Regions from separate parts of the Mus musculus genome. Here regions 1, 3, 4, 5, 6 and 7 are each linked to region 2. The links are chromatin loops, found by intact Hi-C in ENCODE. Cell type or tissue: heart. All regions are shown on one strand. Region 1 overlaps Gm35041 (a long non-coding RNA gene). Region 2 holds the start of Fntb (farnesyltransferase, CAAX box, beta). Region 3 holds the start of Fut8 (fucosyltransferase 8). Region 4 overlaps Gm35041 (a long non-coding RNA gene). Region 5 holds the start of Max (Max protein). Region 6 overlaps Gm35240 (a long non-coding RNA gene). Region 7 has its middle 82 kb from the start of Gm35440.

The links. Hi-C counts contacts between places; a loop is a spot of excess contacts. Peaks named below come from ENCODE experiments on the same cell type or tissue, not always from the same donor. Only the 100,000 strongest peaks of a DNase experiment are listed, where the experiment ranks them.
Region 1: it touches region 2 in a loop (4-fold over the local background); 7 of 42 quality-filtered maps call a loop at or near these places.
Region 3: it touches region 2 in a loop (3-fold over the local background); 9 of 42 quality-filtered maps call a loop at or near these places.
Region 4: it touches region 2 in a loop (4-fold over the local background); 3 of 42 quality-filtered maps call a loop at or near these places.
Region 5: a loop joins it to region 2, with 9 times the contacts of the local background. A loop is called at or near these places in 16 of 42 quality-filtered maps.
Region 6: it touches region 2 in a loop (5-fold over the local background); 4 of 42 quality-filtered maps call a loop at or near these places.
Region 7: it touches region 2 in a loop (4-fold over the local background); 4 of 42 quality-filtered maps call a loop at or near these places.

Annotation. Positions count from the first base shown.
Region 1 is chr12:76,998,498-77,002,497 of GRCm38, reverse strand. The region is part of intron 1 of Gm35041 (a long non-coding RNA gene); the gene reads right to left. Among named protein-coding and RNA genes, the nearest start is that of Gm35041, 28 kb to the right of the region's middle. In heart, CTCF peaks have their summits at 1,299 (motif pointing left) and 2,259 (motif pointing left); DNase peaks (open chromatin) are centred at 1,357 and 2,247; H3K27me3 peaks cover 1,284 bases.
Region 2 is chr12:76,835,500-76,839,499 of GRCm38, reverse strand. Fntb (farnesyltransferase, CAAX box, beta) reads right to left here and starts at 2,033. Exons shown (of 12, transcript NM_145927.2): 1 at 1,849-2,033. The coding sequence starts at 1,992. In heart, a CTCF peak has its summit at 2,174; a DNase peak (open chromatin) is centred at 1,809; H3K4me3 peaks cover 1,820 bases; H3K27ac peaks cover 1,242 bases.
Region 3 is chr12:77,237,424-77,241,423 of GRCm38, reverse strand. It overlaps Fut8 (fucosyltransferase 8), which reads right to left and starts at 3,320. Exons shown (of 12, transcript NM_016893.5): 1 at 3,225-3,320. It overlaps 9530018F02Rik (a long non-coding RNA gene), which reads left to right and starts at 2,198. Exons shown (of 1, transcript XR_003950200.1): 1 at 2,198-4,000. In heart, CTCF peaks have their summits at 351 and 2,366; DNase peaks (open chromatin) are centred at 2,683 and 3,393; H3K4me3 peaks cover 2,613 bases; H3K27ac peaks cover 2,110 bases.
Region 4 is chr12:77,009,708-77,013,707 of GRCm38, reverse strand. All of the region lies in intron 1 of Gm35041 (a long non-coding RNA gene), which reads right to left. Among named protein-coding and RNA genes, the nearest start is that of Gm35041, 39 kb to the right of the region's middle. In heart, a CTCF peak has its summit at 2,400 (motif pointing right); no DNase peak of the experiment used is centred here.
Region 5 is chr12:76,960,487-76,964,486 of GRCm38, reverse strand. It overlaps Max (Max protein), which reads left to right and starts at 2,239. Exons shown (of 4, transcript NM_001146176.1): 1 at 2,239-2,497. The coding sequence starts at 2,462. In heart, no CTCF peak of the experiment used is centred here; a DNase peak (open chromatin) is centred at 2,116; H3K4me3 peaks cover 2,478 bases; H3K27ac peaks cover 1,850 bases.
Region 6 is chr12:77,568,469-77,572,468 of GRCm38, reverse strand. Gm35240 (a long non-coding RNA gene) reads right to left here. Exons shown (of 4, transcript XR_381707.3): 2 at 2,758-2,971. Among named protein-coding and RNA genes, the nearest start is that of Gm35240, 17 kb to the right of the region's middle. In heart, CTCF peaks have their summits at 1,776 (motif pointing left) and 3,995 (motif pointing right); no DNase peak of the experiment used is centred here; H3K27me3 peaks cover 1,055 bases.
Region 7 is chr12:77,666,399-77,670,398 of GRCm38, reverse strand. No RefSeq gene overlaps it. Among named protein-coding and RNA genes, the nearest start is that of Gm35440, 82 kb to the left of the region's middle. In heart, a CTCF peak has its summit at 2,380 (motif pointing right); no DNase peak of the experiment used is centred here; H3K27ac peaks cover 781 bases; H3K27me3 peaks cover 130 bases.

The DNA.
Region 1 (4,000 bases), 160 kb before region 2:
GGCTCCTGGCCCAGTACTCAGAGTGGGGATGGCTCCTCTAGGCAGGTTTCTGTAGAGGGGAGAATGTGTGTGTGTGTGTGTGTGTGTGTGTGTGTGTGTGTGTGTGTGTATGTATGTGTGTGTGTGTGTGTGTGTGTGTACTGTGTGTGTGTACTCTGTGTGTGTGTGTGTACTGTGTGTGTGTACTCTGTGTGTGTGTGTGTGTGTGTGTATACTGTGTGTGTGGTGTGTGGTGTGTGTACTGTATGTGTTGGGGGTGAGGGAAGCAGGTTGGGATTGTCTGAAGTTTGCCTAGTTGCTCCACAGGTTGCAGCAGATTCTAAGCATGCTAATTCTTCATCCAGAAACTTCCAACACTGCGTGGACAGGGACTGATTCCCTCAGAAAGAGCAAAACTCCTTAGCTCAGCTAAAGGGAGAAAATGGCCAATTGGACAAAATTCACTGGCTTTGATAAAGATCTCCACACAGAAGTAGAATGCTTTTATTGACCCTAGGAATGGTGCCGGTAGCCAGAAAATCTCCCTCCTTTCCCTTCCCAAGGCTTGCACAGTGATTGCTAGCCTGTAGCCGCATTATGTGTATGCCCTAACATAATGTATTTGGGTCTTCATGGTCTCTTTTATAAAGCTTAAAAGGGGGGGATATCAGTTTAGCTATTTCACATAACAGTACATAATTTCTGTGCTTGAAAAGCATTGTGAAGAGGGTGGGGATGCTGAGAGATGGCTCAGTGACGAAGCTCAGCCCCCGGATCCCATGGGGAAAAAAGTCAGGTGTATGGTGACAGGCGACCTATAATTCCAGAGCTGAGAATGTGGAGGCAGGAGGATTTCTGGGACCTACCAGCCAAGTTGAGTCTGCAAGCCCCAGAACAGCATAAGACCTTACCTCAAAAAGCAAGGTGAAGGGCTTGTGAGACACAACCAGCAAAGCTGACCTCTAACCTTGACACACATATAATATGATCTTTAGCTACACATACACATATACCTGTATGAACATGCACACACTAAAAAAAAAAAAAAAAAAAAAAAAAAAAAAAAAAAAAAAAAAAGCCTGTAACTGAGAAAGAGAGAAAGAAAGAAAGAAAGAAAGAAAGAAAGAAAGAGAGAGAGAGAGAGAAAGGGAGAGAGGGAGGGAGGGAGGGAGGGAGGGAGGGAGGGAGGGAGAGAGAGAGAGAGGGAAGGAAGGAAGGAAGGAAGGAAGGAAGGAAAAACAGCTAACAAGGCTTGTGTGGCGACTTCGTGGCAGAAGGCCCAGAATTTCCACTATCCCTTTACACCACCCCCTGCTGGCCCTGAGGTCATTTGAATTTGTGTAACCAGGCTTACACTGTCCGGAGCAGCAAATGGAGCTCATTTTGAGCATTCAGACTTAGATCATGAGGCACAGTTAGCCAGCCGCTGACTGACATTAACTGTGGGGGGGCTCTCAGAAAATTAAGTTACTAAGCAAATTAATGACATGGGTGGTAGATCAAGGAGTCCCCAAGTACCCCAGCATGGGGGACAGAATTGTCAGCACAGCTGGAAGCTGTGACAGTGACAGCTGGGAGACAGCTGGTGGCCAGAGGCAAGAACCCTCAGTTAGAAGAGGTGGGGCTTCAGCTCTGGCTTTCCCCTTACTAATGATATGGCCTGGGGCTTCGTTTTCACACTCAGCTCAGGTGCCTGGTGTAGTTGTATCTGTAATAAGCAACTGCTAATGTCTCCTGAGTGCTTGGTACATGCAGAGCCGTGTGTTATATGTGCTGTGTGTGTGTGTGTGTGTGTGTGTGTGTGTGTGTGTGTGTGAGATGTATGTACTATGTGTGTGTGTGTGTGTCTGTTGTGTGTCAGTTTCCCAAAAGCAATCTGAATCTTTTGTGTCCTGTCCAAAATCAGTGGCAGGACCAGGACTGACCCACAGACCCTCTACCTCCTGAGCACACACCAGCATCTCCTGCTGCCCAGCGACACTTACACCTGTGCAGGGGGTTGTCAGGTTTAAAAGGTGTGGGCATAAGGGCTTGTAAATTGCCAAGTGCTACAGATTTTTACTATGGTCACAAGTGCTGCAATGTTTTAAATTGATGCCTCACCTAAAAGTTACCAGTTCAGTTCGGCCTCTTTCTAATTCTTTCAAATTAGTTTTTGTTTGGTTGGCTTCCCCACCACCACCACCCCCTCCAGCACCCCCAGAGAGTGTATACAACTAGAAGCTGGAACTGACCCATCCTTGGTCCTATAGTGCCCTCTGCTGGCATCTAGGAGAATTCAGACATCCCCATACTACTGGCTCAGAGGGGTTGCTGCAGCTGCTACAGGGTACTAGGGACACCAGATGCAGGAGATTCCATCCTCATCAGCCTTGGTCTCTCTCGTTTATGTGTAAGATAAGGGAAGTGGAAAGAACCGAAGGCAAGGTGACCTAGATTTCATTTAAGATAGTGTAGACCAAAATCTCGTACTCAGCCCTTATAACATCAGAGATGAAGCTCAAAGTGGACACCGGCGTCATCCTTCTCAAAAACCATAGCGAACTCAAACCATGAGGCCAATGGTATTCTGTGTCATAGAACATTCTGGTAAATTCGAATTTACCAGGGCTCCAGCAGGGCTAGGTCCTAATTTGTTCTGTTTGCCAATGTCTGTGGTGTAAATCCTCATGGCCAATCACCAGCTACAAACATAATGACTCACAAGCCTTTGACGATTTTGCAGGTGACCTCTCGCAAGCTGCAGAAGCTAGCCCTAACATGCTCTAACTTGCCTCTTTTTTTTTTATCTGTGTATGTGTGTGGGAGGTGGGGGTGTGCATATGAGTGCAGCTGTTTCTGGGGGTTAGACGTACCAGATCTCCCTATGGCTGGAGGCACAGGCAGTTGTGAGCTATCTAGGATGCTAGGAACTGACCTCAGGTCCTCTACACGAGCAGTATGTGTCACAACCTCCGAACAACCGTTCCAGCCCCAACTATTGTTTAACTCTAGGAGAAATGAAATTTTTCACTCAACTGAATTCCGGAATGTTTACCACTGGGACACTTTCATGAGTAGACACAAGTGAGTCTCACTCCAGCAAAACTGACTCCAAATGGGAAATGAGGAATGCCAGTTGGAATATCCTCTATAGCATATAGTCTAGACCATCTCAGGAGGCTCTGTCCCACCCAAAGATCTTCTTCACTGTCCTGTCACTCCTTCTTCCCCATTGCTCCTCCTTCCTCCCTGTCACTCTTCCTTCCTCCCTGTCACTCCTCCTTCCTCCCATCACTCCTCCTTCCTTCCTGTCACTCCTTCTTCCCTGTCTTTTTCTTGTCTAACCAGCTGGACAGGAGACTTGGGGACACTGTGACATCTCGGAAAGCAAGCCTCCTTCTGCCCTCTGCCTCCTTGCCTCAGTGCCCAATTCCCTGTTCTCCTTTGGTTCACAAACCTGCCTCAGTGCAAAAGCCCCATCCCAGCAGGGGTCTCTGTAGGAACCCCAAGACTTCCTGATGTGAAAAATATGGCCGGCCTTGACCCATACCCTTCTTACTTTATCCTGCTCGGGTGGATGAGGAGCCTGCCTTTGCCCCAGAGGAAGGAGTACATGGGTCCAGTCACAGCCTCGGGGAGCAGTTTCCAACTATAGAAACAAGTCGGCTGAGAAAACCCAGCTCCCAGAAGCCCAAGAGACCAGATCTACTCACCATGTGCTGTCTATTCAGCTATCAAGGCATTCCAGGGTCAGGGGTGAGGGGTACAGAGAACCAAACCACAAAGCCAAAGGTACGATGACCCCACGATCAGCAGCCCACCCCAGGGTTGGCATCTCCTCAGATGTCCCTCTGGAGGCGCTATTCACTCACCTCAATCTTCCCCTGACTCCACCCCCGAGAAAGATGAAATCTGTGGGAGGTAAAACCGTGCCAGGAAGCTTGGTGGGTAGAGCGGGTTGAGACCTGGAGACTCGGTGGGTACACACCTGAGACTTAGGCGATTCCCCACTCCCTGTCAGATTCCGGGCCTTGAACAC
Region 2 (4,000 bases):
TATCTGCTAAGTCAGCGTTTCTCAACCTGTGGGTCATGACCACCCTGTCACAGGGGTCGCCTTAAGACTATTGGAAAACACAAGCTATTTACATTATGATTCATAACAGTAGCAAGATTACAGTTGTGAAGCTTTTTAAAACAGCTTTATGGTTGGAGTGGCCACAACATGTGGAACTATAGAACTATAGTAAGGGTCACAGCTTTAGGAAGGTTGAGAACCGCTATTCTAAGTCAGATCAGTTAAAGATATAAATGGTGTACGTGTGTGTGTCCTGTTTAACCCTGTAACTTCAAAAGAAAAGGCTTGTAGTTGTCTTATCAACTACAGAAACACCGCTCTACCCAAGTAGTAGAGGCACATGTTCTAGCCCAGAACTTGAGAGGCAGAGGCAGTCAGATCTCTATGAGTTCGAGGCCAGCCTGGTCTACGGAGTAGTTCCAGGCAGCCAATGCTACACAGAGAAACCCTAGCTCGAAAAAACAAACAGACCAAAAAACCCCAAATTGCTCCAAACCCTGCAAAGATTCTGAAGATTTTGTCACTGATGAAAGATTTCTTTGCAATGTTTTATAAAAGTCTTCTGTGGGACACAGTTAACTAGGTTAGAGAGCTGAAGCCAAAAAGTTCCCTTTATTACCCTAAAGCCCACAAGGCATTGACTCAAAGATTAAAACAGTCCCTCTGCTACTAGGTGAATAACCATGTGTCCAATCCCTTGTTCTGTTATGAATCTTTAGGGCAAGAGAGATGGCTCAGTGGGTAGAGGTGCTTCCTATGCAAGCCTGCCAACTTCAGTTGGATCTTCCGAACCCACATATTGTGTGTCCTGGTATCAACACGTACAAACACATGCCATACACACATTCGCACACATAAAAACTGAAATTTTTATACAGTCATTATTTGCTGCTAGTTTTGCCTAAATAGAGGCTCACAGCTTTAAGATAAGATGAAGCCGGTCCCTCCACAGTTAAGCCTGAGTAGTGATCTTAGTAAGATCTTATTTTAGTAAGTGGCTGAATGCCTATTCCTTAGCGACAGGACTCATCCTGACCACTTCTAGTAACAGATGGGTAAACAGCTCTACAACAACCGATTTGGGAACAATTCCAAATGGAGAGTGAGAAAAATGTAAGCTATCAACTCACTACTCACACCTTAAAACACTTTTCAAAATGGCATGTCTGGTACACTCTAGGCCTTAGTGAATCACAAGCAGTTCAAACTCCATACTTTTTTGTGCTTTCCGAACTATACAGTTTTCCAGTCTGTCTTGCCCAACCAGGCTCTTGCCTAGGGGCTGTTATCTTTTTCTGTATTTCCAGCGTTCAACAGCAAGTGCTCAAATGGTTACCCACCACGAGGTAGGCCTCAACCTGACCCAATAGGTCAGAAATTAAATCGATTTAGGGATGACATGACCACAGTCCGGCCGTTCGATCCCCTAGATGTCCGGAAACTGCGAACATGTGAAGAAAAGTGAGCGGTCGGTCCTAGAACCTCAAGACATCTAAACAGAACGGAGCGGACTACCTGGTCCGCCCAGGCTGCTGTGGACTCCAGACACGAAACAAGATCCTTTACAACGTCCGAAGCAGAGAGATCAGGGGTACTGTCCTGTTCTCCAAACCCAGCCCTGACAACAACCCTCTCCTACCCAAGTAAGCCCCGAAAACGCTCCACTCGGAAGCCCCAGTCTGGGCGCCTAGAGCTCGGGGGCGGGGGCGCAGTGCACTACGGGAGTTGTAGTTCCATGGAGAGTTTTGCCCCGAGACGGGCTTACAAAAGGGACTCCTACTCCCAGAAGGCCCCGCGCGGGCGCCTCGCCCAGTCCTGCCACCTCACCTGTTCTATGGATGTGACTGTTTCCACTGAGTCGTCTTGCAACCGCTCCCGCACGTGCTCAGGTCTCAGACTATACAGCGGTTCTGACCAAACAGGGGAGGAAGATGGAGGACAATAATAGGTGAAGGAACTCGAAGAAGCCATGATCGGGAGAGCTGCGAGCGCTGTATAGGACTCAGCTTCATCCAGCAACAACGCGCATTGAAACTCGAGCGGGCTAAGGCGCTACGGAAAGTCCGTAGAGTCAAAAAGATTTTGAACGCGAATCTCTCCTCCCACCTACACATCTTCAAGAAGTGAGTTACTGGGATACTGCCGCCCCCCGTCGGACAGATGAGCTGCTGCAGGAGATCAGCTTTCTGGAGAAAGGAGATCTAGGATGCCTCGGTTCGTTATGCAAATAATAAAAAAGAAAACGTCAACGTTTCGCTCTCGCCTAATTGTAATGCAGTAGCTTGCGATTTCAGCTGTTCAAGAACCCTAAGAATGTAACCTAAAAAAAAAAAAAAAAAAAAAAAGCATTTCTGACATCTCTCTTGAGTACCTCAGTCACGCTATTAACTAATAGAATTACCATGCACCTTTGGGTCCTTGACAGCCTCTTAGGAGAAGCCTCAGCTTTTCTGTGCATTAGCAGAATTGCAGGTCTCAATACTCAGAGATAGAGAAATGTAGTACTGTAATTTTCTCCTTTGGAGGTTACAGTGCAATGGCAGAAACTAAAAGAAACTAAAATACCATAGAAGAAATGAGTGTAAATGCATCATCCAAAGAAATATCAACAAATATTCATGGAGCTCCTGCTACTTGTTCCGTGCCAGAGCCCAGGAATGCAGAAGTGAACAAAATTACAATGCCCTTTTCCTTAGATTACATCTGAATTTCATTTTTGAGGAATAGGCAGAATTAAATAAGTGAACATAAATATTTGACAGCTTCCAATTATGGTATGACAGAAAATAATAATAGAGTCAGGCCTGGACGGGTGGCTCAGCAGGGGCTGCAGCGCCACAGGATTCCAAGCAGCCACCTGGAGACTTACAGCCACCCATAACTCCAGGTCCAGAGGATCTGACGCCCTTTTCTGGCCTCCACAGACAACATACACACAAGTAATGCACATGTGCACATGCAGGCAAAATACCCATACACGTTTTTAATGTTACTGTTTCATATATATATACATACGTATATATTTGAAAATGATTTTTTCATGCAATATATTCAAATCACAGTTTCCCTCACCCAAATCCTCCCAATTTCCCCATCCACCCAACTCCACATCTTCTCTCTCTCTCTCTCTCTCTCTCTCTCTCTCTCTCTCTCTCTCTCTTCAGAAACAATTAAACAAAAAAAGGAAACAAACTAGAACTTTAAAGAAAAGAGAAGGCACAGTAAATACAGGCTCACACACAGAATGAAATTTTTCGAAATTAGAAAGGAAAGAAAATAAAAATGTCTTTGAAACTGACAGAAGAAACTGAGTTCTAATTAAATTTGGTGGCTGAGCCAGACCCTTCTTTCTTTAGGTCTCTTAAGCTGAAAACCAAAGTAGTAGCCATCTATAACAAAACAATGAAGGACAGCAAGAAGACAGAACGGCATTTGAAGGAACATGCCATAAATATACTTGTGCATGCTTCGGTTAATTCTGATAACCCTTGAATGAGTATATCCTTATATACCTCACAAATACAATGTTAGAGTGGTGATTTTAGGAAAGCCCTGTGAGGCTGGAGAGACAGCTTAGTGGTGAAGAACACTTGTTGCTCTTACAGAGGACCTTTTTATTTCCCATCACCCTAACTGGCCACTCACATCTGCCTTCATCTCCAGCTCCAGGGATCCAATGCCCTCTTTTGACCTCTAAAGTACATCTGTACTCATGTGCATCTAACCACACACAGACACACAGGTGTAATTGAAATCTTTATGGGGCTGGAGAGACGGCTCATTGGTAAAGAATATTTGATGCTCTTGCAGAGGACCTGGGTTGGGTTCCCAGAACCCATGTGACATTTCACAACTACCTGTAACTCTTTTAACTCCAGTTCTAGGCTTTTAAACACCCTCTCCTAGTCTCTGCAGACTTTCACACACACATGGTACATATACACACTCAGGCGCGCGCGCACGCACACACACACACACA
Region 3 (4,000 bases), 400 kb before region 2:
AAAGCAAGAATACTCAATACGAGCAGAGGGTCAGGAGCACAGTCCACTATCAACGCACTGCCTGAGAGGAGTGAGATGCTACAGCACATTCAAGTTGTAGTACACATTTTCAGAATTGTAGATAAGAAACTCAAAACACTTAAACACCTGCTTTCATTATTCATGATCGATTTCTAAAACTAATTTCTAATATCCAATATACACACCCCACAAATAACTATGAACAGTTACTATGTCCACATCAATACCTCTAGTGTTTTAATTAAAAAAATGTATACTTCTCCTGGTCATAAAAATCTGGTTAGATGTTTAAAAAGTTCAAACAGCTATTAAGCTACACTTTGCTTTGGCACTAGCTCCCCCTCCAGACCAACCTAAAATAACTGCATTTAAAAAAAAAAAAAAAAAAAAAAAAAAAAAAAACCACACACACACACACATTTTGTGACACACTAGAAAATTTCAAAATTCATCACTTTTGAGGTCACTGTTACTCCTTTGGAAAAAAATTATTTAGATTTTATTTTTTTAAAGACCACATTATAGAATCAGAATGATTGTCTTGGTCTCCGTTCTATATATATCAAATACAGCTGACTTACAGAGAAAACAACCTCAAATGACTTTTAGATTTTAAAAAAATCCTTAAAATACAATCTGTAGTGTGTCATATTTAAGTTATTTTGAATCACTCTCCTAGTAGATCACAAGACACCCTTCATATTAACTCACTATCTGATCAAAGACATTTCTGCACGTTCCTGCAATCTATGCAAGTTTCATTCCAGCTGTTCAGCTCTTCAACTCAAACAGAATTCTCGATTTATAACAGCAAACTGAAAACCCAAACCTCCAAGCCACCCTCATATGCTTACAGCCTAGTCGTCTCTTGTTCCCTACATTTTCACTCGGCCTGCAATTTCAAATGCTATATATATGTGTGTTAAAATACTGTCGTATTTATAATTAAGACTTCTTATCAGAAGGACAGCAATGTACAGGAGCGTACTATTGTCAGAGACTCCTATGTTGCCTTAAAGAAAAGAAGCATCTTACTTCTTTGCTTCAGTATATAATTTCTCCCCTAAAATACTTTATATATGATATACCCTTTAAAAGAAGTATGCATATTACACAGAACTTTAACCAAGAAAATAAATAAGCACTTAACCCCAGGAAGAACAAGACAACTAAAATAAAACCTTCTTAAGAGTTTCTACGGAGCAAAGGCAAAGTTAAGTCAGTGACTTGTGATAAATTTAACTCTTAAATTGATAAAAACTTCCATTGCATTTGTTCCCTGAAACCTTTAAGTTCGGAGTGATCTACGGGAGGTACGGGAGGATATGGTTTTCCTGGGCTCACCTTCTTGCGTTTTCTTAAAAGTAACGTGCAGAATTAGACACAAGGAAAAACACTACTTTCTTTGCTTTTCTCCAAGGCCTCCACGTTTAAGGCAAAGCGCTAAAAGCTCACCAGGGTGCGAAACCCTAACCATGACAGTGCCATTTAACTTAAGAATTACGTCTCTGAGGATTGCAAAGCCCACATCCAGAGAACAGGTGCTGCTACCGACAAACCACCCCAACTCCAGCAGGACAGACCTCCGCTGAGCTGATATGACTCATTTAACCTTCCCAAATAAGTTGAGACACTCCACAGCCTCCAGCTTGTCATTCGCAGATCAAAGGGAGGGGATACCGAGGCACCCAGGCCATTAACTACCCTGCCTCAGCCACTAGCCAGAACGCATCTTTGTGCAGGTTCACTCTGATTTCCAGCCCCAGAAGCCCACACAGCAAAGCAAAGCAAAGGAACCCACCTTCCCACGGTCTGACCGTGGGGACCCGGCTGCGGGGGCAAGGAGCGGCAGATGCAGAGATTCGCTGAGGGACACCTCCCACCCCGCCCCCATCCCATAGGTCCTGGGATGCCCGACGCCGCGGCGCCCCTCACCCAAGGGGCCAAGGCTACGCCGGGGTGTCCCGGAGGCTCCCTCCCCACTTTTCCCGGGGCCGCTGGCTGAGCAACGGCTGCAGCAGTTGCAGCAACAGGCCCGGTATCGGCGGGAGGACGAAGGAGCGCCCCGAGCCCAGGCTCCACAGAGCCCGCGCCCGCCCCGTCCTGGAGTCCGCGGCGCGCGGGGCCCGGCTCCCTAACGCCCCCTTACCCGAGGCGGGAGCGAGGCGGTCGGCGCCGTCCCCCGTCGCCGCCGCCGCTGCCTCCAGCTGCAGCTGGCCGCGGCGGGAGAGTGGGAGGGGTGCTGGGGTGGAGGATGCTACTCCCGACTGAAGGGAGAGGAAGAAACGGAAACAGGAACCGCGGCCGCCGCTTAACGGAGCCTTCGGCGCCACTGACTGAGGGAAAGCGCAAGGCGGCGCGAGCCAGGCAGCGGCTGACAGCGCGAGACCGAGCGCGAGCCGGGTCCAGGACGCGCGACCCCGAGCAGCGCCGGCCCCATTCCGTGAGGAAAGGGAGGGACGGGTTGGCTGGGAGCCGGGGAGGGGGCGGCGGGGGCCTGGAGCCCAGAGAACCCGGCCACTCGGGTCGGCCCGAGACCACGCGCGCACGCGCCGGAGTGGCTCCGACCGGGAGCGCAGGCGGGGAAGCCGCCGGCCGGCGCGAGCGAGGGAGCGAGCGAGCGAGCGTGCGCGCGCGGAGAGGGGCGCGCGCCCCTCGGCGTCCCAGCCTGCTGGGGGAGGGCGCGCATGCGCCGGCCGCGGCCTCCTCCAGCGACCCTGGCATGTGCACAGGCTCCGCCCCGTCCCCTTCCTCTCTGTGCGGGTGGACAGCGGAGCTGCAGCATCCACCGGGCCACGGCGGGACCCGAGTTCCAGCCGGACAGCGGCCGCGCGCGGGCTCCGGCTTTGGTCTCTACAGGCGAAGGCCGCCTGAGGGTCGGAGGCTGAGGGGAGCAGCGCTCCCCACGCCCTGGCCGGCCTGGCCCACCACCCAGAGGCGCACCCCGCTGGGGCTCAATAGGGCTCTGTACTAGTTTCGGGGTACTCTCTGCTGCTCATCCGCTGAGGCACCAGCACACAGTGCCACCTCGGCTCCGGGCGGTCCGGCTACCCTGCGGGCTCTGTCTTCATCTGAAGAGAAAGAACCCCGCAGAGCCCGAGTTCGAAGCCCGGCCGTTCGCAGCCGCTGCTGCCTCAGCCCTTCGGAGGCGGAAGTTTATTGAGTACAGGAGAGGAGAGGCTTTTCCCTAGGATGCTTCCTACCCGCTCGCACTCGGGGATCCTGACGCCCGCGATGCTGAGCCGAGTGCCGAAGGGCTACCTCCGACAGACCGTCCGGGAGGGCGAGCTGGGCGGGAGGACCCAGCCGCGCAGCCAGGGCACACAAAGTAGTCGCGGGCCGAAGGGGTGCTGCCGGGGCCAATCAGAGCGGGAAAACCAGTGAGTGGAGTGCGAACTGGCCAATCAGAGGGCCGGAAGATGAGCTTCCCGTGCCGAACTCTTCCCTGTAGCCTGGGGACCAGATCCCAAGCCTGAGGACTCAGCCGGGTGACTGAGTAGAAAAGCTGCCCTCAAGACAATTATTCCTCCCAGCACAGATAAATACTAGTAAATACTTTGGAAACGTATCTCTGAGTAAACAGGGCCACCCTTTTATATGCTAGTAATCAAAAAAACACAGAAAAGACATTAAAGAGGTCGTAGCCTGCCAAGAATGCAACCTACCTAATAACTCTCATAAATTCCCAATGTTTATTCTATATCAGGAACTGTGTTTCTAAAATGCAAAGGACAGTGCTTTTTAAAAAGGAAAAAAAAAAAAATGCCTGTGCCTTCAGGAGCTCCGCACCCTGAGAAGCTTTTCCGGACCTGTGACTGGGTTAATGTCTCTTCGAAATAAAGCTCTCTGAGAAAACACCGTGGCTTATTGAAGGTCACACAAAACTCTGGTGAAGTCAGAATTATGATCTAGCCAAAAAGCTTGGGTGTCATCATTCAACAAATCTGTAGTCATTTATTAAATGCGTAGATAACTTCCG
Region 4 (4,000 bases), 170 kb before region 2:
CTCTTCCGACCTCCACTTCTGGGCAAGGCATGCAGTGTGTCCTCTTCTCATGCACACTACAAATTAATTCATAAACCAACTAATTAATCAAGATGTAATTTTTTGAGACAAGGTTTCTCTGTGTAGCTCCAGATCTCCTGGAACTCGCTCTGTAGAGCAGGCTGGACTTGAACTCAGAGTCAGCCTGCTCCTGCCTCTCAAGTGCTGGGATTAAAGACATGTCCCATCATGTCCTGTTTATTTAAAAAAAAAAAAAGTTTTTAAATCAATAAAGCTAAACTGGACGTCACAGAGATAAGTATGAGTGCAGGTGTGATCTCAGCACTGAGGATGGGGGTGGGGATGGGGGGATGGGGTGGGGAGGGGGGAGGGGGAGGGGGTGGGAGAGGGGAGAGGGGAGGGGGAGGGGGGATGGGGGTGGGAGGCATAAACTACGTATAAAGAAGGAGACTGATCAACCTTCCAGGCTTTACACAAACTTCACCTTCTCCAGCTTTTTCTATGAAAGAAAACCCACTCAGACCACCCTGAGAGAGAATGGAAAGAGAGGAGTGGGGGGGGGCAGTTTATTAGTTCATGCAGCTGAGAGACCCAAGAGTAAACACTGCTGCAGCTGACGCATGTCCCCAAAAGAGGACCCTAAGATGCTCGCCTTCCCCAGCTGCTGACGTGTGTTGATGGCACAGGTTGACATCACTCTCCACAGGCTTGCTCTAAGCACCTTCACAGTGTCACCTGTTAGCTTTACTCTCTAACATGCTTGCTCTAAGATGCCTCCATTAGCTCTCAGCTCACAACCTACTGGCTTTGTGACTCAAATACCCAGTGCACCCTGGCTCAGAAACTCCAGAAAAGGCCTAGGAATGAATTTCCTGACTTGGTTTCACCCATATGCCTATCTGTGGCGCTTTCCTCTGAGGCCAGAAGAATGGACTATGTTAGTCAGCCCCATGGTCACTGTCTGAGGTCTCCAACCACAAGAACAGAATGGGGAGGTTCCCCTAAGGAAATGAAGGTTTTCCTTGAGTGAGGGATGTGGTTACTATGTAGCCCAGGCTATCCTGTTACTCTCTATGTAGACCAGGCTGGCCTTGAACTCAGAGAGATCTGTTGCCTTTGCCTCCCAAGTGCTGACACTAAAGATACGTGCCACCACACATGGCTTGAAACAAGACTTTCAACAGAAGAGAAAAGCGGGTCATCTCACTGCCTTTCCTGGAAATTTATTTACTCTATACATACAGTTTTTAAGTAGGATCCCATCATTTCATAGTATATATGAGGAACATCACTCGGTACCTATGGACATCTTTCTACAGCACTGATATTCATTCATTTGTTTGTTTGTTAGGGGTTCATGCATGGTGGATAGAGAGCAACTTTTAAAAGTCAGTCCTCTCTTTCCACTCTGAAGGTACCGGAGACGAAATTCATATCGTCAGGATAGAGGCAAGCACCTTTACCCACTGAGCCGTCTCACTAGCGCCCTGGTGTTCTGTTTGGTTTGCTTTGCTTTGTTGTTGGTTTGGTTTGGTTTAGTTTGGTTTGTCCTCTGCAAGAGCAACAAGTGCTCCTAACTGCTGAGCCATTTTTCCAGCCCTGGGAGCCCTGCTTTTGCCGAGGAAAATAACTAAGTAATCAAGAGCAGAGCCCCATTTCCTGGCTTATTAAAGTAAAAGTGTGCTTAATGGCTATAACTATAGGAAAGTCTCCCAAGGCGTCCTCTCGGTCACCAGAGTTCTGATTGCTGCTGTACTCAAGAGTCTACAAGAAACCAGACATCACCTCCTATTATGTTACACATTACAGGTAGCCTACCTGAAGGGGTTGAGTTCTGTGCCCAGAAGGCTGAACATGATGGCACATGCTTTTAATCCCGGCACTCAGGAGGCTGACACAGGCAGATTTTTATGAGGTCCAGGACAGCCTGGTCTACACAGTGAGTTCTGGGCTAGCCAGGGCTAAATAATGAGACCTTGTCTAAAAGAAGGGGGGGGGGGGGATGAAGAGACCACAGGTGTTTTCATTTAAGTCCAGTCAATTCAGCCTGATTCCACTTCTCCTGGGAACTACAACAGACTTCCTCCACCCTGTCAGTGCTGAATCCGCGGTAACACTTCTGTACTGTCTTATCATGCTGGAAAAGCTATCCTGCTTATCTCAGGAAACTCAAATAAGAAAATGCAAAGCTTCCCTATTTTACTCTCCCACGTTGCAAGTCCTCACATGCCCTTAAAAAAGGCAGGTAAGGTTTTTAAATAGGCTCATAGTATTACATAATATATAGGGAATATCTCTTGCTACCAATAGACATCTTTATGTTTATTTTATTACTTTTTATCTATAGGTATTTTGCTTTCGTGGATATGTATACCACATGAATGCAGTTCCCTTGGAATCCAGAAGAGGGCACGAGATTCCTCCTGGAACTGGAGTTACTGATGGTTATGAGCCTCCGTGTGAGTGCCAGAGATGGACCTGGGTCTTCTGTAATAGCAACCACTGCTCTTAACCTCTTGCAAGGGTTTTATTTTATTATGAGTTTTGGGAGGGTGGTTTTTTGTTTGTGAAGTGAAGTGAATTTACCATAAATTATTTGCCCAATCTCCTATTGTTAGGTAAATTAGATGTCTTACAAATTCTGTGGAATGTTTTAAAAATATAGTGAAGGGCCAGAAATATGGCTCAATGGGTAAAAGGCTCGCCATGCAAACCTGATGACCAGAATCAGATTCCTGGTGGGAGATGAGGAGCCAGAGGCGGTAGCACACATCAGAAATCCCAGCGTTCCTGTAGAGAGACAGTAGGCAGAAAGGAGAGAGTTGGTTGGAAGCATCTAAACCAGCGCTCCTGGAGTAAGAACCGCGGCAGCAGAAACACCAAGAGGGTCTGGGGGAAAGAAAACTGGCCCTCAAAAACAGTGTCTTCTGACCTCTACGTATGCACGATGGGCTCAGGGGCATGCACAAACACACACCCATACACACACACCCATACACACACCCATACACACACCCATACACACACACACCCATACACACACACCCATACACACACACACCCATACACACACACCCATACACACACACCCATACACACACCCATACACACACACACCCATACACACACACCCATACACACACACCCATACACACACACCCATACACACACACACCCATACACACACACACATACACACACACACATATACACACACACACACTCAAGCAAATAAAGTACATTCTTTTTTTAAGAAAAGATGGAACAATGCCAGGCCACAGCTTTAATCCCAGCACTCGGGAGGCAGAGGCAAGTGGATCTCTGTGAGTTCAAGGCCAGCCTGGTCTACAGAGAGAGAGAGAGATCCAGGACAGCCAAAGCTACAAGGAGAGAGTCTGTCTAAAAAAAAAAAAATAGATGGAACAATGTACAGAAAATAATAAAAAAGAAAGGAGCTCCTGACATCCTGTAGACCATACTAGAACCAGGAGTGTGTCTGAGCTCTGCTCCCAGCGACAAAGAGTTTTAGCTATCCACGGGATATAGTGCTTTCTCTGTCGGGGTCATGTTGGTGTGTGATATAAGTCCCTTAGGTTTCACTGTGTCAGATTCAGTTTTCTTTCACTAGACAGCAAACCACCCTAAAACTTACTGGGTTAAATCAACCATCTCTTTTGCTTATGCTTCTGTGGAGCAGCAATTTAACAGGACTGTCTTGGGTGGCTTTTCTGTTCCACACGCCTCTGCTCAGGGTCATTCACCTGGAGGCTATATAGAAAGGTCTTATATAATATTTCACTTGGGCACCACGTCCTTCGGCATTTATCCATATGGCCCCTCTCCTTGCTTGTGGTTCGACTGGCATTCCTCACAGTAGGGAACACTAAGACTTGGCAATAGCATCCAGAAATAGAAGCTGCTGGTGGTTTACAGCTCTGCCTTAGAAGTGTTATTTCCAATACACTGCGCTTGTCAAAGCCGGTCTCACTGTCTCTCGGAA
Region 5 (4,000 bases), 120 kb before region 2:
TCTGTGTAGCCCTGGCTGTCCTGGAACTCACTCCGTAGGCCAGGCTGGCCTCGAACTCAGAAATCTGCCTGTCTCTGCCTCCCGAGTGCTGGGATTAAAGACGTGTGCCACCACCACCCGGCCCTGGAAAGCCTTTATTCCATTTTTCCAGATGTCCTTTCAACATGTGGAGATCTATGGTGAGCAGAATCTAGTTTAGGCTTTGTAGGCCCAGTCCTTGTCCTGGCAGCCTCAGAGAACACCCGGCCATTACCCCCCACCCTCCCTGAAATCTGGCATCTCCTCGAAATTCATATCGCTTGCTGCTGTACAATCTGCTTGGCATATCCGCTTTCCCTACAGTGTTTTTATAATTTACTTCTTAGATTTTAGCCATGTGAGCGAAGATTATTTTTATAACAGCTTTGTTGATGCATAATTATTAACATATCAATCATAAAGCCCACTCTTTCAAAGTATATAATTCAGTGAAAGCTTGCCTTTATCCTGGCATCCTCTAGGTTGCACATACGAACCACCTGAAGATCATTAAAAACTGTCTTTTACTGATCCTACCCACCTCCCAAAGGCTTTGACTTCATTGAGGAGGGGCATGGAACAGGCATGAGATATATTTTTTTAATCCCCCAAAAAACTAACTTGCAGCTAAGGATGCACTCTGCACATTGCACATTGCAGGTAGATATATAAGGAGGGTTTGCGGTGATCATCCATTGTCTCTACTTCTGGTATCCAGTTAACTCTTACTATCTTATCCAGGCAGTGGTGGCAAATGCCTTTAATCCCAGCACTTGGGAGGCAGAGATGAGGCCAGCCTGGTCTACAGAGTGAGTTCCAGGACAGCCAGGGCTACACAGAGAAACCCTGTCTCGAAAAACCAACCAACCAACCAAACAAACAAACAAAAAACCCTCTTACCATCTTTGTCTCCCTTACAGCCCTTGACTTCTATTACGAGTCAGTGTCTGCTTATGACTGTGTTCTCATCACTAGGCTTGGCCACACGGACATTTAAGGCCAGCCTGGGCTAGGTGTCAGAAAGATTGTATTACACCACCAAGTTTCTGCACTCAATAGTCAGGGGTTAAATGATTTTTTACTCAAAAAACATTAACTCATAAATCAAACTCAAGACCGCACTCATTTTGAAGATCAATTGTAAAGTGGTAGTCTGGTTAATTTCTCAGATGACCTTATTATTACTGTTTGTTTGTTTGTTTGTTTGTTTGTTGTTTCATTGAGGACCTGGTGCACACTGAAAATGGTGACAGGGTAGTCCGGTTTTTGCTTTCAAAGCTGTGAAGTCTTTGAGGGGACACATCATGCCATTCCTGGGCTGCCACATATTAGATACTTAGCTAAATGCGGGTGGGGACAATGTAGTTACACTTCATACCTCGTTGCATTATGTATGACCTTAACTGGACAGGGAGCTGCACAACTTTCCCGTTTTGATTCTTTTTGCAGTTAATTAAAGTTCTCTATAAACTGGGGCACTCCCTAATCTGCTCCGGCTACAACAAACAGAAGGTAGGTTTTACTTGCACCTACGAGAGGTTTTGTAAACACTCAAGCCCAGCAAGGACAGTTCTCTCGGACAAATGAAAGCAAGATTCTTGAGATGAAGGACACCCGGCGAAATCGGTCCTTTAGTTTGTCCCGTAATGTCTCTTAACACCTTAAACCCAGATAACAGAGGGCCCGCGTGGGCATCTCGACCGCGCCCCCTGGTCAGCCACAGCGTGATTCCTTCCCGGGAGGGTTACGCCCCAGGGCGCAAGTGGAGCGACTCAAGCATTAAACGAGACAATGTAAAAGCAGTCTAGCCAAGAAGAGACAGTGTTATTTTGGCAGCCAGTTTCTCTCCCCCCGCCCCCAAACCCCCGAGCCTCCACCCAATCCCTTGGGCCGGGCGCCCAGAGCTCGGAATTGTGGCCGGCTCCAGGAGCCCAGCTCCCTCCACGTGTCCTGTCTTCCCAGCAGCCTCTCCGCCGCCTGGGGAGGAAAATCTCCTGACAACTCGCGGTCTGTGGACTACATCTCCCGGGAGGCACCGCGCCACTTCTCGCTGCCAACACCCGGGGCGCAGGCGCCCTGAGCTCTGTCAACAAGCGAGTCTGGCGAAGCCTGTGTGCGGTTCCTGATGGGATTTGTAGTTTCTCTGGCTCTCTCTCACTCGCCCATCCGACGCTCGAGGACTACAAGTCTCAGCTACCCCGGCGCGGTGAGCCCGGTCACGTGTTAGGGGGCCGATCGGGCGTGCGTGCCGCCGTTGATCCGGTGCTGCAGTGAGGTGGTTGTCGCCCGTGTTGTGTGTGCGTGAGTGTGTGTGAGTGAGTGAGCGAGTGAGTGAGTGTGTGCGTGGGGGCACTCGGCTTGTTGTTGTCGGTGACTTCCCCCTTCCCTCCACCCCTCCCCTCCCCGGCCGCCGCTGCAGTGGCCGCTCCCTGGGCCGTAGGAAATGAGCGATAACGATGACATCGAGGTGGAGAGCGACGTGAGTCCTGGGGCTTCTTCCTTTCCGTTCGGGTTGTCAGGCGGGGACAGCGGCAAGGGTTCTCAGCCGGGCGACGGCGGGAGGGGGTCGGGTCGCCGCCGCCTCCGTCCTTTTCTCCCCCTCCCCCCGGGGCCGGGACCGCCTGCGTCGCGCTCCAGGCTCGCTCCCCTCCAGTCCTGTCCGGAGAGGCCTCCTGGGACTGAAGGTGGGAGCAGACACGCGGCCTCTGGGACCCCCACATTCTCCCGTGGAGGAGGGTGTCGAGGCCTCCCTCTCCGCTCTGCCCGGCTGGGGATCCCATTATCCTTCCGGATCCTGGGCAAGGAGACCAGCGCTCAGCTCTTGCTCTTTGGGTCCATGAGCTCCCTCCTCCTGTGACCGGTTGATCCTTGGGGTGAAGGGGCTGGGAGTGCTCTGACGCCCTAGAGGGATCGAGGGAGAGCAGGCAGTGTTCCGGATCCCTCTTGTCCGGTTCGGATCCCAGAAGGAGGGGCAGTGCCTGAAACCCCCCCCCCCCCCCCCCCCAACTAGGCTACGGGATCTCGCTGGAGAGAGTGGAAGGGGAAAGAGGGAGGGAGGGGTGTCAGACTGACTCCCCACCCGCTGCTTCCTCCGCCGCCGGCATTTTCTTTCTTATTATTGAATTCGAAGTGTGAAAATAACTTCTGTATTTTCTATTTTTCTCTCTCTCTTATTCCAGGAAGAGCAACCGAGGTTTCAATCTGCGGTACGTCTCCTACTCTCCATTTCATTTTCATTTCCGTTCAGTTTTGGTTCTTTTTGGAGTCAGAAAAAGAGATCGTTCTATTACTTTTAATACTCTTGTAAACTCCTCTTAACCGCTAAGGTGAGGTTGAGTCTGTTGGGGTTGGAGGAGGGGGGCGTTGCAAATCCACATGATTCTTGATATTCAGGTGGTAGATTCTAGTGAGTAGGTAGGTAGGTAGGCAGGCAAGTGAGGAGGCCTGTGCTGTGAACTGAGTTGTTCTGTAGTGTTCAGTGCGGCGGAGATATGTGAGAAATGGAAGGGCATTCTGAAGTGAATGGTAGTGTTATTTCAGAGCAAACTGGCTAGGTTTTATTTAGGAGCAGGTAAACTTTAAGCAGTATCTCCATAGTTGTGTGAAGTTGCAGGCACATGTAATAATCGCCTTTAGCCAAGGTCATGTGACTACTGCAGACTCCTAGGATCTAGAAAAGCATGATATTCCCCAAAAAACGACAATGGAAAAAAGAGAGGCGCTAGAAGTTAAATATTGAAAGTGGCACAGCTTTTTGTGGTCTTGACTTTCCATTTGAGAAGAAAAAAAATGTTGAAGAGTGGCACTGTTAGAGACAGCTTTGCTGAAAGGTGATGGATGCATCCATATAATGTTATCAGTAACTTATTAGATTTTTTTATATTAATGGGGTTTTTTTGTAGGTGTTTCTGGCTTTGGGTTGACCCCATGCTTTCTTGTCTGGAGTCTGAGACTTAGGAGTAAATAGGCATAGATTAGAGAG
Region 6 (4,000 bases), 730 kb before region 2:
GTGAGCTTCCAGACCTTGCAACTGTACCCTCAAAAAGTCTTCCGCCTCTCTCTCTCCCGTGTTGTGTCCATCACCACTGCCCTAATTATGGGCTTGGTTGCTCCCAGCTGAATTACTGCAATAGACTCCTAGTTTACCTGCCAGATTAATTCACTCCCCATCCTTGCCTGTTCCATCCCAGAGTCTGTTTACAGATTAATCATCCAACGGTTCATGTTTGATTATATACAGCTTCAAGTGGAAACAAAAGACCTTCTCCCCCAGACATTGTCTCTAGAGATGTTAATTCCTTTGCTCACCAAAGGGGCAGGGGAGGGAGGGAGCCTAGAAGGAGTCTTTCCTCATCAGCCAACTCCATGTGATTAGTGGCTCTGTAGAGCACAGGGTAAGAACGGACTCTTGAGCCTGTGTGGAATTAGTGAAATGTTGCCAGGATGTGTTGGTGGCATCTTTCCTGGGTATTGGTAAATGGTGAAAAGATACCCAGTGCTCCAGGGACCTCAGGCATCCAGACTGCCATCAGCATCTTCTTAGCCTTAAAGTTCTCTAGTCTCCTAACAACAAAAATAAAAATACACAACAAAACCCGAAGTCTTCCCAAACCTATCCTACAGTTGCCTGTCCTGTTCATGGCTTGTGTTAGCTTCCCTCTCCAAAGCTACCTTCTCAAGGCCCAAGTCAAATTCCACATGCTCCCTAAACAGCTCCTGACTTTTCTGAAACTGAGTATCCCCCTTCAACTCCTTAGCATCTTTCTTTGCCTCCCATCACCCCATAAGCAGCAAAGAAACAGAAGTCATCTCAGTTGTCTGGTGTTCCGTACATGGCAAACTGATGATTGTGGAGGAGTGAATGCATATTGAATTGTACTATGTGTCTCTAATAGGGACACTCTCCACCAGTTATTTTTCAATTAGGTCAATAATGCAAGTATCACAACCGAAACATTGGGTAATGATTAGCAATCACAGCCACAATAGAATCGCAAGTCGAGTTCCCATTTACCTGCCCTTCCCTTTATTCTGAAACCCTGGGAACCTCATTACTGAGCGTTCCAGATCCTTCTCTTGCTGGGCTCCCTAAAAGCACATGTGTGGAGGATAATTGAACCTCTCCAGGGCCCGCACTCCACTGAGGCAGACAGGAAGCCTTAGAGAGTCATCTTGGCAGCTCGGTGCCATTTGGGGGATTTATGCCGACTTCACTGCAGATGGTATGTTGTCTCAGTTTGCCTCCCACAAGCTCATGGTTATTATTCTTCTCTGTTTTCCCAAGACTCAAAAATTAGTTGACTCAGAGCGCCCCCAAAATAAAAGGGGAAAACAAGCACAAAGGCCCAAGTAAATATACCAAAAAGCTGGTTATGGATTTTGATTCTTGAGTATTGATTTAAGAATGGGTCACTGCTGAGCGTCACCTATATATGATGCAGAGTAGGAGCAACCCAGTCATTCCCATAACTGACTGAGCACAAAGACCACTGGAAACTTTGTTTGGGGCTATCATCTATTCTTTCTTTCTTTCTTTCTTTCTTTCTTTCTTAGAATTAAATGTTTATTCCTGGGCCCTAGCCCATGAGATTTGGACTTACTGCATTTCAGATGGAGCCTTGAAGCATGCGTTTTAGAAAAGTCTGTTCTGGCAATTCTAGTTTGGAAATATTTGGGGAAGCCACAGGGAGAGGAATATAGTATGGAAAACCAGTCCTGTCAAGAACTAAGGGAGCCCTGGACCTGCTCCCTGGCCATGGGGCCTGCCTCTACATGAGGCCCCCTACTGGTCCTGCAGGCATAGGACAGGATACTTCAAAAAGGGGTTTTCCAGTCCTTGAAGCACCATCAGGAGAGATTGCAAAATGGGCAGATTCTTATTCCCCTAATCCCTAAATAGGAGGCTCGGGGGACCAAGGACTCCACTTGTCTAGCAAGCCGTCCATTTGAAACTGACAGAGGTGCCCCTGAAGACCACTCTTTATAGAGTAGAATCGAAGTCCAGTTTAGAGGCAGCCTATATCAGTAGTATGAGCCTATACAGATGTTCCTTGAGAGTCCCCTCCTACTGCTTCAGTACACAGAACAGCCAACCAGTCATGATCAATAGAAATGGCTGTGATGTCCTGGCTCCTTGACACCCAGGGCACACAGCAGGCTTGATGGTCTAATAAATCATATAAGTATGAATCCCCTTGCCCCCTTGCCCACAGGACAGAGGACCCAGTAGCAAAAGTTCCTCTCACATTACAGGAGGTAATGACAAGGCTATGAGGGATAAACAGTCAGACTCCTCCCTTCTTGGAGCCCAGAGTAGAGCTCCTGTTGTTATGTGGCCTCCCCTTCCTTATTGCCACCCAACGTAGTCTCTCTTTCCTCTGAATCCCTGAGAAGGGTATGTCTTATTAGCATCCTCTCATTTCCTTTAACACTGTGTCCAACCAGCTAGTCAAGTCTGGGCTCCATTTTAGGCAACACCAGGAATGCCTCCCCATTCCCCTCCCTCTGCTTGCTCTGACCAACATCACCAAGTGCTCACTACCATAAGCACAAGGTAAATACAGTAAAGGTGCCCTTGTTATAGCCATGCTTTTCCTCCCCAATTGGTGTGTGTGTGTGATATTGCCATATTAGAAATTATCCTAAAACAGTGACTTGTAAGAGTACAGTTGAGGGGTATGTCCACGAGTCACTAAGACAATTGTTCTCACCTGGCCTCACTGGTGTCTCTTCGGTCAGCAGGGGATGAGGGGGTAGATGAACTTACACTGACTAGAGCACAGCAGGTAGGAAGGTAACCATCAGGGAAGGATGGCTACTACTCCAAGTAACCTCTGTTCTTCCGACACAGGGTGACTTTCTGCTGGGTCCTGAAGTGCTCAGTTACTGATGGCCAAACTGCGTGTCATTATTCCTGCCATTGTTACTGGTCAGAAGAACATCGGACATTCAAGGGCAGAGTCGTCTCTAAGGGGAGGAAACTGCAAAGACAATATAAAAATAAAATCGGATACAAGAAGAGAATCGAGTCCACTTTAGCCAGCAATTGACCGCAATGTGAAAAGACCTCTAACTATGAAATATTTGTCCTTAAAAGGCATAGGCTCATCTTGTAGTGTATTGCTCCTACAGGGGCAGATAAACAACTGTCATTGTCTGGTGGGGTAGTGAATAAATGAATGACTTTCAGGCCCCCAAACAGGGATTTCAGCATTGCCACTTCATCCTCATCCCTGCATAGCTCAGGACTTCCCCTGGAGCTGCCCAGCCTCCCCTTCATAGAGCCCTGCTGCCGTTTCAGATGTCGACGCAGGGCATCCCCAAGACCAGTGAACTGAGGTCAGCAGGAATGTGGTCCAGGCATTGTAACCTAATGCCAAAAAGATATGAACGGAACCACACAGAGAGCGGTGGCATAACAGAACTCCTCCGGAAGTTGCTGAGCCAGGGGAAAAATACACAGTGGTGTCCTCTTTAAAAACAACTGATACCAGCGAGTGCAACAAGGGAATCGGGGTATAAATATGAACTGTACTTGGGAATATGATCCTTATACCAGCAAGAGAGAGGCAGTCTGCGTGATACAGGCAAGGCCAGTACCTCTGGAGACACTCCCACTCACTCTTCCCGTTTAACTTTCCATCCGAGGACTCTGCATGGTCTCAAATCTGCACTCTCCTGCGTCTCACATTTGAACAATGTCTTCCTCTAGCTCAGTGTAGAACTTGAAATGGTCTGTGTTTCCAATATGCATGGAAACATAAGATGGCTTCATCTGAAAGAAATGGTGACAGGTCTCAGGGACCCTGCAGCCACCAAATCCAGCCCTGTGCTACCTTCTCCTTGCTAATTTGCTCACCAGGGTCCTCCACTCTCAGCCAGTCATCCTGAAATCTGACCTGCAGGCTCTGGTCTCTGTTGGGTGTGCCCTGAGCACCCCAGAGCTTTCCTAGGGCTTGGACAGCTCTGAGGCTGGCGGCTTGTTTGCTTCCAATCTTTAATACCAGCAG
Region 7 (4,000 bases), 830 kb before region 2:
GGGCTGTACTCCTCTAGGAGTCCCAATGCAGCAAGTGTAGCCATGCAAATACCAATAAGAACAGACCAACTAGATGCCCTTCTACAGACACATAAGCCCCAAAGTCAATAAGAGAATCACAGAAAGCCATAGAGAGACAGGTAAAATGCTTGAACAGACACATCCCATGACAGACTATCTAAACAGTATACAAGTTTAGAAATAAGTATTTAATGTTGGCATATCAGAGAAATGATGATTAAATGACAAACACGAAGTGTCCTACCCCTATCTGATCACAGACTGTTGATACTACTGGGTGTGGGGTTACCAGAAGTCTAAATTCATTTATTTTGGTCACAATTTGTCAGTACCTCAAGTGGTGTGTGGTGTGTGTGTGTGTGTGTGTGTGTGTGTGTGTGTGTGTGTTTCCATGACCCTATAACAGCACTACTAGATCTGCCTCCATGTGAATTCAAAGACTAAACTACATTGTTGAGAATACCATTATTCACAAGAACCAGACTAGAAGCTGCCCAAAAGTCCATCAGTGGTAGACTAGCTACACAATGATATAGTCAGGCAGTTGAATACTGCACAATAATGAAAAATGAATAAACCATACTTGCTCTTACCAATAGAATGTTAAACAAAAGAAGGCAGGCACAAAGGAGTCCATGCTATGGGATTATTCTCCCACAAAGCCACAAAGCTCAAACTTGGTCAATAAGAGCAATGGCTGCCATGGCTAAAGGACTCCTGGTGTGTCCTGTGTCATTTACATTCTGTTTCCTGGTTTGAGTGATGGCTATGAGAGTGTGTTTTGTTTATGAGTATTCTTTGAGTCTATATTTATGTTTTAGAATGTGTTTATGTTCCAATCATATATGAAATTCATATATACATATTCGTTTATGTGTATTCATTTTAAAATTTCAATAAGAACTCCTAATTCTGAGCCTGCTTCTGCTCTTGTCCTATAAAACATGCAATTTGGGAAGTTTTCTCAGTGGAAGAAGGTTTCTCTCTTTTTAAAATCACCTCGTCACATGTCCTGTTTGGATAGATATTTTTTCCTCTTTTCTCTTCTATTTTATTTACTTCTAAATTTAGCTCTTTGCTCTTAGAAGGTCTGATCAGAGGGAAGCTTCAAGACTGACACCATGTTGGAAGCCCAGGTCTACGTAGGAAGGCTGCTGGCTCTCATGACATTTTAAAAATTAGATTGCAATAGCAAGAAGCTGTGCTTAAAGCCAGATGCTGTTGAATGCACCTTTAATCCCAGCACTGATGAAATGGATACAGTACGATATTGAGATCCAGGCCAGCCTGGGCTACATAGTGAGACATTGTCTATAGACACAAAAACAAAACAAAGCACTGTTAAATCCCAGAAGTCTCTTGGGATGTTGATGCTTATTGTTGCCAGCACAGCAGGGACACAGTCACATCTTAGACAGAAACAGCAATGATGAGGAGCTGAAGTCAAAATTAAAATTAGAGCTAGTGTGTGTGTGTGTACGTGGTGGTGGTGGGGGGTATATCTTATCTTAACATTAGGCCTCAATTGTTTCTCTGTGGGCTGATCAGGGATCCCACAGGGACAGAAGAAGATGAGGTGACCAACCAGGGATAGCAGGGAAGCGGGAGCCAGGTGGAGAGAGATGGCACCTGGTGATTAATCACAGCCCAGGGAGTCTGGTGGTACCCAGTACCACTCACCAGCTTCCAGGGTTTAGTTTCCTCTGTGATTCCTAAAGCCTGCTTTGATAGTTTAAAAATCACATTTTGTTTTTTCCAGGGGGAGTTTTTTGTTTTTTTTAACTCCTTAAGCAAACATTGATTTATCTCCTCCTTCCTGGAGTTGTGCTGCTGACTAAAACAACTCTCTCTCTCTCTCTCTCTCTCTCTCTCTGTGTGTGTGTGTGTGTGTGTGTGTGTGTGTGTGTGTGTGTGTAAGAAGAGGTTTTGGGGTTCGTGCAGCTGCAGACAGGAAGGGAAAGCAAAGAGAGGAGACCTACCTTCCCCCCACCCCCCACCCCCGTTTATAACATCACAATCTGGAGCTCAAATTGTACAAACAGAGACAGTGGCATCATGCACAGAAAAAAAGGCACTGGGTACTCTGAACTTTGGACATCTAATTTTTGATTATCCAAGTCAGTAAACCCTGTCAAGGTCAAAACACAAGACCTCGAAGGTATGAGAGCATTTCACTCCTGCTAGCAGACCTCCTCCAGCCTAGGAGACCAGGAGTTTCAGCGTCTGGAGATCCAAGACCTGGGAAATTCCTGAGAGAAAAGAGACCAAGGAGCCAGACTGGGGTACAAATCCTCTGAGGGGGCTCTTGAAGCACTGCGGCCCACAGCCGAGCTTCCTTCCGCAAGGCTGTCAGAGCCCTGCAGAGGGCGCATGTGAGCAGCTTGGAGACTTAGACCTGCGTGTGCAGAAAGCTGAACTGGTCCCTCCTATTCTCTTTGGAAAGGCTGGTGAGAGTCCCAAGCCTCCTCTCAACTCTTTAAGTAGTTAAAAAGCATCCTTTATTCTGGCTCTTGTTGGCAGAGTGATGTGTAAGGACTGGAGAAAAGAAGAGTAGACCCGCCTCGAGCTATCCTGGAAGCTGTTAGGTTGCTGTCACCATGCTGTCAGGGATCCCACTTGTCACTTGGCATTCAGAGACCCTCAGTGGTTACTCTCAGCCTGTGGACAGAGTGTTGTAGTGGGCTCCAATTCACAAGATGACGAGGAGCCACTGGCACCTTCACATAGCCAGAAGGACAAAAATAGGCTTCAAAATCAAATTCCAGGGCTGGGGGCGGGGGTGGGGTGGGGTGAATTAACTGCTCATAGCGCTTACTGCACAAGCAGGAGAACCCGTTTGAATCCCCAGAACCCAGGTAAAAAGCCAGGAGAGGTTGTATTGTCACATGTAACCCCAGTGCTATAGGGAACAGAGACCGGAGATCAGTGGGGTTTACTGGCTGCCACACCTAATTCCAGATTCAGTGAGAGGCCCTATCTCAAGGGAGTAAAAGTCAGACACCTGACATCGTCCTCTGCACACCACATGCATACACACCAAAGTCGGGTTCCATAACAATGGGATAAGAACTGAGAACGGAAACTCCTGAGAAGAAGCTGTGTCTGCAGAGACTGGCTGACTGGTTAGAATTTCAGTACTGTACAGAGACTGCAGTGTGACAGGTCAGGTTGGGGGTGGGGGTGGGGGGCTAATTACCTTCTCTGAGGCTAGTTCTAGCCCTCTGGATCCATCATTCCTTGCCCTTTTATTGTGTCAGAACTAGCATCTTTTGGTTAATAGATTAAAAATCTTTTGGAATCTACTAACTTAGCAAACCATTAGCTTCCACCAACCCAAAAGCTACCGATGCCATCAGAGAACATCTCAAACCTACAGAAAAGCGAGTCACCAATCACCTCTCTGGTTATACCCACTTTCTTTGCTCAGTAAAACTATAAAACTTCATGAAACCGCTTCCACGTTAGGACATAGAATTTGGAGCTAACCTAAATCTGTGTTCTCATGGCCCCTCAAAATAGCTCCAGAATAAACTGCCCCTTGTTTCCTTTAAGGTAAGAGTGTGCTTTTTACCTCAACAGAACGACGAGGGGGTTCTATTACAAAGTACCTGTATGGCTTTAGGCAAATCATTTCACAAACTCAAGTCTGTGGGCCTCTCAGGAAGCTGAATAGGGGACAACAGCTATGAAGCTTGGCAGGAGAGTAGGTGCTCCGTTATTGGCGCCTCTCCCACGCACATAATTGTTCAATACGCGTCTTTGAGAGAGAAGCGGCAAAATGCTGTGTCATCACTTGACTGTTTGATCTGCATAAGTGCTACTCAAAGAAAAGCTGAGCTAGTCTCTGTGTAAGGAGTGAGGCTGGGGAGGCCAGCAGGAAGGGGGCTCTCCTGGGTTCTCTGTTGAATTAATAAGCTGGGTAATTTTCAATTGAGAGAAAACATCTGGGTCTTGGAGTGTAAGGAGCTTGATAACTCAA